Linked DNA regions of Homo sapiens: region 1 is linked to region 2. Evidence: read pairs that join two places in POLR2A ChIA-PET (ENCODE). Cell type or tissue: CD4-positive, alpha-beta T cell. All regions are shown on one strand.

Region 1 (4,000 bases), 95 kb after region 2:
AGAAAATCTGGATTCCTGAAACTTGTCCCTGAAAAAAAGGGCATAACTGATCTTTCCTTAATTTATGCTTTCAGTTTCACTGTGATCATCGTCCCTTTGAAAAGTCTGGTTTCCTTTGCTCACAACCTCACCTTAAATATTAAACCCAATTTGTAAGGTAAATCTGCAGGAAAAATATATATACCATATCATCTATGTCAAGAGTCTGGTGCAGAGTGGGCACTCAATAAATAACCCGCTGTCATGACTATTTTTATCATTATTGATATCTTCTAATATGAATAACTACCACCACTTATTAAGACTTTGCTCTATGTTAAGAAATGAACTAAATGCTCTGCATACATTTTCTCATTTAATCCTAGCAATATTCCTCTGAAACAAAGTATCTATCATTATTATCACCATTTTATAGGCGAGTAAACTAAGGCACAGAAAAGTTAACCATCTTTCCAAGGTCACATAGTGAATATGTGACACAGCTGGTATTAAACCCCAGGCAGTCTGGTTTTCAAGGCTGATCTCAGATTATTTGTACTATTTCTTTGGGGTCAGCTCACGTCACTGGTTGATTTTATTTCTCAATTAGATCATGACAAAATTTTATTCTGGAAACCCTGATAATCTTATTATTCTTATCCTTATTAAATCACATACATTCAATTAAGTCTATCCTGGTGTATTTTTTTCTCTTAAAAATTCACAAGGATATTTAAGAAATTAGCCACTCATTGCTGACGGCAGCAATTTACAGACCACCTCTCCCAAGCCCAGGACTATTCCATTGCCTGGTGCCCTTTGCTGCCATAGCCCAAGTTGTTTCCATCTGCCTGATGGAGACCAGGCTTCTCTATGTCCCTGAATAAGTACAATTGTATGAGGCACCTGATCCAGCAACTTACTAGTGTCCAGGGGCAAAGCTGTATTCTTTGTTAACTAACTTATTGATTCTAAAATCAGAAGTGCAAATATGTTTTCTGGCAGCATTTGGAAAGTGGGATTACACATTTCATTTTTGATTGCAGATAGAACTCCCTGCAGATATCGATGATTCTTTTTTATTGTAACTTGACCACCTATTTCAAATCCACTTAGAAATTTTTATTATGTTGCCCGAGCACAGTGGCTCATGCCTGTAATCCCAGCACTTTGGGAGGCTGAGGCGAACAGATCACTTGAAGTTAGGAGTTCGAGACCAGCCTGGCCAACATGGTGAAACCCCGTCTCTACTAAAAATACAAAGCCAGGCATGGTGGCACATGCCTGTAATCCCAGCTACTTGGGAGGCTGAGGCAGGAGAATTGTTTGAACCTGGGAGGTTGAGTTTGCAGTGAGCTGAGACTGTGCCATTGCACTCCAGCCTGGGTGACAGAGCGAGACTCCGTCTCAAAAAAAAAAAAAAAAAAAAAGAATTTTATCAATACAGTTGATTCTACCTGTATACTCCTGCCCTGGCCCATTCCCCAGCCTCACTTTTTATTACTTCTTTTATTTCTGTACTTTTTTTTTTTTCAATAAGAGTGGAAAGACCTGAAATGTTTTGTGACTTAAAAAAAATAGTTCTAGTTCTCTCCACAAATTTTGAAATAATAAGCATGATTGCCATGGCAGACAACCCTACCCACCTAAACCTTTGCTTCCCGTACACTTAAATATAGGCTACAATTATTACTTCTCTATTTAGAGATTATTGTGGTTTCAGTTTTCATTGTGTCCTTGTGGGGTTTGCCTCTTTGGGTTGCCATTATAAATGTCTCTTTTATTCCCCCATGTGGTCACTTTCTTAAATACCTTGTTTAGCACATCTTAAATGGAGTGTGGTTTGACTGTGGTATCTGCCAACCTTAGGGATATTCTACTACTTTTGTTCCCTTCCAATTATAGAAAACATGTGATAATAATTTCGCTTTTGTGAACTGTCGGGGAAGGGAAGAGATCATACATATCTTAAACACCTATTATGTGTCAAGCGTTTTGCCAATATTTTCCCAATTTAACATTCCTGTTAGATGATTGTCATTACATCTGTATTATGCATGAGAAAACTGAAACTCAGAGAGGTACTAAATGGTGAAGACAAGATTTGAATCAGGTCTTCTGGGCATGTGATCGTGAAAAGGCATGAGATGTGTGGACAAGTTCAGCCTCATGAGGATCAGGCAGTCTCTTTCCTAGATATCTGGTTCTTCTGCTTTTCTCCCTACCCCTAATCTACTCCTAACTGAAATAAGGGGTTTCAAGTGGAAATGCTAATACTTATCCTATTCACTTCACAGGAGGTGTTATGGGATTTGGTGAGGCAATACTTTAAATTTCAGAGAACAGATACTATAGTCGTCAAAGGCATTATTTATGCTATTTTCTGATAGGCAGTGAGTTGACATTTTCTTCTGTATTACTATTGTTTGTGGAGGCTGGCAAAGCTGAACACCTCTAATTCAGACATCATCCCAAACCTCAGGCCACCCTGTTCTCTCATTTTCATTTACCAAATCTGCTTACACAGACTCCAACTTGTGTATTTTCCCCTCTCCTACTCCTTTAAGTCCTCTCACCAACAGGAGACAAAGACAGCACTCTGGGGATGAAGGCCCAGAAACTAGACTCCTAGCACACAAACTTAATAATAAGCTCATGAAACTTTTAATAGTATTTAAAATAGTATTAAAATTTGTATCAATAAATATAAAAATAGATTAATTCATCAGAGAGTTCCAAGGTGTACCCAGCAAGGAAATAACTTTTAAATATAGAGTGATAGGGTCAAGCACAGTGACTCATGCTTGTTATCACAGCACTGTGGGAGGCTGAGGCAGGAGGATTGCTTGAGCCTAGGAGTTGGAGGTTATAGTGAGCTATGATTGCACCACTGCACTCCAGCCTGGGCAACAGAGGGAGACCCTGTCTATAAGTCAAGAAATAAATACAGAATGATGGTTACAACTTTGGGAGCATTTCACAAATGGAAAAACTTGTGTATAATAAGTGGCTCTAGGGCCGGGCACAGTAATTCCAGCACTTTGGGGGGCCAAGGTGGGTGGATCACTTGAGGTCAGGAGTTTGAGACCAGCCTGGCCAACACTGCGAAACCCCATCTCTACTAAAAATACAAAAAAAAAAAAATTAGGTGGGCGTGGTGGCACATACTTGTAAGCCCAGCTACTTGGGACTGAGGCAGGAGGATCACTCAAACCCAGGAGGTGGAGGTTGCAGTGAGCTGAGATGGTGCCACTGTACTCTAGCCTGGGTGACAGCAAGACTCCATCTCAACAACAACAACAAAAAAAAGTTGGGGGGGGCACCTAACAATGTCCATTCCTGACTTATTTATTTGGTCAAAGGATGTGAATATTTTTAAATGATTATTCTTCTCCAGCTTCTCCCTTTGCCTCTGCTATTAGGTTGGTTTCCTTCAACAGCCTGACGATTGGTCATGGCAAAGAGAAACTGTGCGTGTTAGCATTCTGAGAGTGGTTTGGAGATTTACTCCCACTAAGTTGATAAACTTCCTCCTTCTTAACGGTTTTCTAGACTCTAATCCTAATCATTGCCTTCTTTCCAAATTCTCCACGAGTGTTGCTCAGGAAGCACAAGTAGCTGTAAACCACAGAGGCTGGTTCTTACCAACTGTTGGATTCAACCTGTAGCAAACTGGACAGAGCACAGCCTGTCCTTTCAAGAGCCCAGAGCAACTCCTAAGTGAAGAAAGAGAACTCAACTTGTATTGTGTAAATTTTACCCAGAACAGTCTCAGGAAGTATCACAGCTTCCTGATTGCAAACCTAGATAAAGTCTAAGGCCACAGCTGCTAAGGACAAAAGCCACCAACCCCCCAAAATGAAGAAAATGACATCCAAAGTCTGTATTTGAGAGAAAGTCCTATTAGATACGTGAGGGTGTAAAAGACAATTCAGATGAAGGAACTGGTTTTGTGTCTCAAGCAAACAAAGGTCACCTTTGGAAATAATAGAGAACAAGGGAGATCTGAGAGTTCTGACTG
Region 2 (4,000 bases):
TGATTGTAGAAGAGAAAGAGTGAGAACAGGGAAATTCATCAGGAGTCTGTTACAATGGTCCAGATAAGATCAAACATGGCTTAGAAGGATGGAAGAAGTGGAAATGTAATGCGGCTGTGTTAGAAGTATGTTTATCTCATAACAAAAAACATTCATTGGCTCCAGAGAGTTTTGGCTTGAGTAATTGAGTGAATGATTGGTTGGTGCCATTGACCAGCATAGAGAAAGGTAAACAAGAGCTCTATTTTTATGCTAAGATTTGTAGTAAGGTTGAGATTCCTTACTGCAAATGAAGATATCAGATAGGCAGTGGATATGAGTCTGAAATTCTGAAGAGAGGTCAGGGCTAAAAATAATTGTAGCCATCACTGGCATGTGAATGGCGTTCATATATAAAGAGAAGGGTGTCCAGGAGCAAGTTCTGAAGTTCTCCCAACCTTTAGGGTCAAGAGAGCCAGGAGAGGACCAAAACCACCAGGGAGATAGGCGGGAAACTGGAGAGTATGAAGACACAGGAGTCCCAGAAGGAGGAAGGGATCATTTCAGCGTAGTTATTTAAATCAGATTTTAAACTTCCCTGATCCTTTTGAAGAATAAACTTATTAAGACAGATTTTTTGGCCAGGCACGGAGGCCCATGCCTATAATCCCAGCACTTTGGGAGGCTGAAGCAGGTGGATCACTTGAGGTCAGGAGTTTGAGACTAGCCTGGCCAACATGGAGAAACCCTGTCTCTACAAATAAATAAATAAATAAATACAAAAATTGGCTGGGCGTGGTGGTGCGCGCCTGTAGTCCCAGCTACTTGGGAAGCTGAGGTGGGAGGATTGCTTGAGCCTGGGAACCAGAGGTTGCAGTGAGCAGAGATCACACCACTGCACCCCAGCCTGGGCGACACAGTGAGATCCTGTCTCAAGAAAAAAAAAAAAAGTTTTCTTCGGAATTTTTTATGATTTGTCAGAGAACAATGGATGATTTAAGAAAGAACTTGAAAGGAGAAATGTTCTATCTCTAAATACTACTGACTGAAACACCCTTCCTGAAGAAATTAGAGAAACAGCCCTTCATGGTGGCTCATGCCTGTTATCCCAGCACTCTGAGAGGCTGCGGCAGGCAGATCATCTAAGGTCAGGAGTTTGAGACTAGCCTGGCCAACATGGCTAAACCCCGTCTCTACTAAAAATAAATAAATAAATAATACAAAAATTAGCAGGACATGGTGGTGCGTGCCTGTAACCCCAGCTACTCAGGAAGCTGAAGCACGAGAATGGCTTAAACCTGGGAGGCGGAGGTTGCAGTGAGCCAAGATCTCACCACTGCACTCCAGCCTGGGCCACAGAGACTCCGTCTCAAAAAAACAAAAAAAGAAAAAGAAAAAAGAGAAATGTAAGCTATTTCAAGATAAAGCTGGAAAAAAAAAAGAACTATTTTGGTATGCTATAAACAAAATAAAACTCAGGTAGATAAAACCAACTTACTTTGTAGGAATAATCATTGTATTGGTTTCTACTACCCAGAAGGTCTTCTGTCATCCTGTCTTTTTTGTTGGGAAGGCAATTTTTCTAAGTTAAATTATGTGTCACAGGAAGCTTTTTTTAAGTAGGTGATTAGGAATTTGAGTAAATAAAAAGAAATCTAAATAAAGCCTTTACTGAAGTTTGACTTAGAAAATGTTTATATAGACAGGAATGGTAGTGTGGGCCTTGTAGTTCTGGTTACTTGGGAGACTGAGGCAGGAGGCTTGCTCTGAACCCAGGAGTTTGAGGTTGCAGTGAGCTAAGATCATGCCACTGCACTCCAGCCTAGGTGACAGTGAGACCCTAACTCTAAAAAAAAAATAAAAGGGTAAGAAAAAAATTATGTGAATATTCCTTAAGTTTTTAAATTCTGATATCTGTTTATATAAACCTGAGCTATGGATTTAAATATATATCAAAAAGTATTTTTAATGTCCTAGATATTCTTAATGTAGTTTTTAATACATGTACTCATTTTGTTACTAAACTGGAATTTTTGAAATAAGGAACTTTAACAATCAGATGACAATACATTAAGTCCTCACTTAACATTGTCAGTAGGTTCTTGGAAACTGAGACTTCAGAGTGAAAGACATATAACATGTCCATGAATAATGTCGTTTTGTTTATGATGATGAGGGGAAAAGTTTGGTTTCTTTATATGTCATCTTACTTAAAATGACAGTTTCCAAGAACCTATGGAAAACTTTAAGTGAGAACTTACTATATGTCCTCTTATATTTCTTTGGATTTTTTTTTCCTTATGCTTGTATTTTTCTATTTAAAGCAGTGGCTCACGCCTGTAATCCCAACACTTTGGGAAGCCGAGGCGGGTGAATCACAAGGTCAGGAGTTTGAGCCCAGGCTGGCCAACATGGTGAAACCCCGTCTCTACTAAAAATACAAAAATTAGCCAGGCATGGTGGTGTGCACCTGTAATCTCAGCTACTGGGGAGGCTGTGGCAGGAGAATCGCTTGAACCCAGGAGGCGGAGGTTGCAGTGAGCCAAGATCACACCACTGCACTCCAGGCTGGGGGACAGAACAAGACTTCATCTCAGAAAAAAAAAAAAAAGAAAGAAAGAAAAAAGTGGTTAATAAGATCTTTTTAAGGCTCATTCAGCATTGCTCTTCATCTAGGGATTAAAACTAAAATACTAAAGGTAGAAAAGAACTTAGTCATCTGGTTCTGTAGTTGTTGGCAGCTATTTTTTTTCTTTATTTCATACTGAATGATACTGTTTTTTGGTTTATTTAACTTCATGCTTATTCCTTTTTTTTTTTTTTTTTTTGAGACGAGTTTCACTCTGTCACCCAGGTTGGATTGCAGTGGCACAGTCTCGGCTCACTGCAACCTCCACCTCCTGGGTTCGAGTGATTCTCCTGCCTCAGCCTCCTAAGTAGCTGGGACTACAGGCACATGCCGCCACACCTGGTTAATTTTTTGTATCTTAGCAGACACAGGGTTTCACCGTGTTGCCCAGGCTGGTCTTGAACTCCTGAGCTCAGGCAGTCTGTGCCCCTCGGCCTCCCAAAGTGCTAGGATTACAAGCATGAGCCACCACGCCCGGCCATGCTTATTCTTATTTCTATTTCTACCAGTCTTTATTTCCTTTTAGGTAACACAAAGTTCCAAGTATGTTACCTAGTTTACAGAGTGGTACTCAAGAAGAGAATTAACATTCTTACTGTAAAACTTCATTGATAACAATAGTCTACTTCTAGAAACAGAAATAAGAATTAAAAACAGTGCTATCTATTTGTACTGGTGAGTGAATTTTAACTTTTAAGAAAATTTTAATGTTTAAGAAGAACTTCAGTGTATGGAGTTACAAGCTATCCTGAATATTTTTATAATAGAAAGTATTAGTTTTCCCAGTGTGGCAGCTTCTTAATAAAAGAAATTATTCCCTTAAATTTGTTCTTTCTCTAATTAGAGCAGTGTAAAGTACCATGCAGAAGTTTCAGGATCTCATACAACCAAGTAAATAGGGTTTTTATCCCCCTACCCAGAAGGTCCCATGTAGATAATGAAAGATTGTATTTGCCATTCTGTGAAAATTGCTTTAAGCCCATCAAATGCATACACTGCTTTTTAATCTTACAGCCTCCACTTATATTTTAAAAACCCATTCTTTTCTTTCTTTCTTTCTTTTTTCTGGAGACAAGGTCTTGCTCTGTGGCCCAGCTGGAGTGCAGTGGTGCCATCACCACTCACTGCAGCCTCAACCTGCTGGGCTCAAGTGATCCTCCGACCTCAGCCTCCTGAGTAGCTGGGACTACAGGTGTGCGAGACTGCACCTGGGTTGGTTGGTTTGTTTTTGTTTTTGTTTTTGTAGAGACAGGGTCTCACTGTGTTGCCAAGGCTGGTCTGGAACTCCTGGGCTCAAGGGATCTCCCTGTCTTGGCCTCTGAAAGTGCTGGGATTACAGGCATCAACTACTGTGCCCAGCAAAAACTCATTCTTAATGACTTCTTTAAATGA

The links. Peaks named below come from ENCODE experiments on the same cell type or tissue, not always from the same donor. Only the 100,000 strongest peaks of a DNase experiment are listed, where the experiment ranks them.
Region 1: POLR2A ChIA-PET joins it to region 2 with 5 read pairs; 4 of 35 experiments call an interaction of 5 or more read pairs at or near these places.

The regions. Positions count from the first base shown.
Region 1 is chr1:92,459,688-92,463,687 of GRCh38, reverse strand. No RefSeq gene overlaps it. Among named protein-coding and RNA genes, the nearest start is that of GFI1, 25 kb to the left of the region's middle. In CD4-positive, alpha-beta T cell, a CTCF peak has its summit at 2,613; a DNase peak (open chromatin) is centred at 1,747; H3K4me3 peaks cover 273 bases.
Region 2 is chr1:92,554,656-92,558,655 of GRCh38, reverse strand. All of the region lies in intron 19 of EVI5 (ecotropic viral integration site 5), which reads left to right. Among named protein-coding and RNA genes, the nearest start is that of GFI1, 70 kb to the right of the region's middle. In CD4-positive, alpha-beta T cell, no CTCF peak of the experiment used is centred here; no DNase peak of the experiment used is centred here.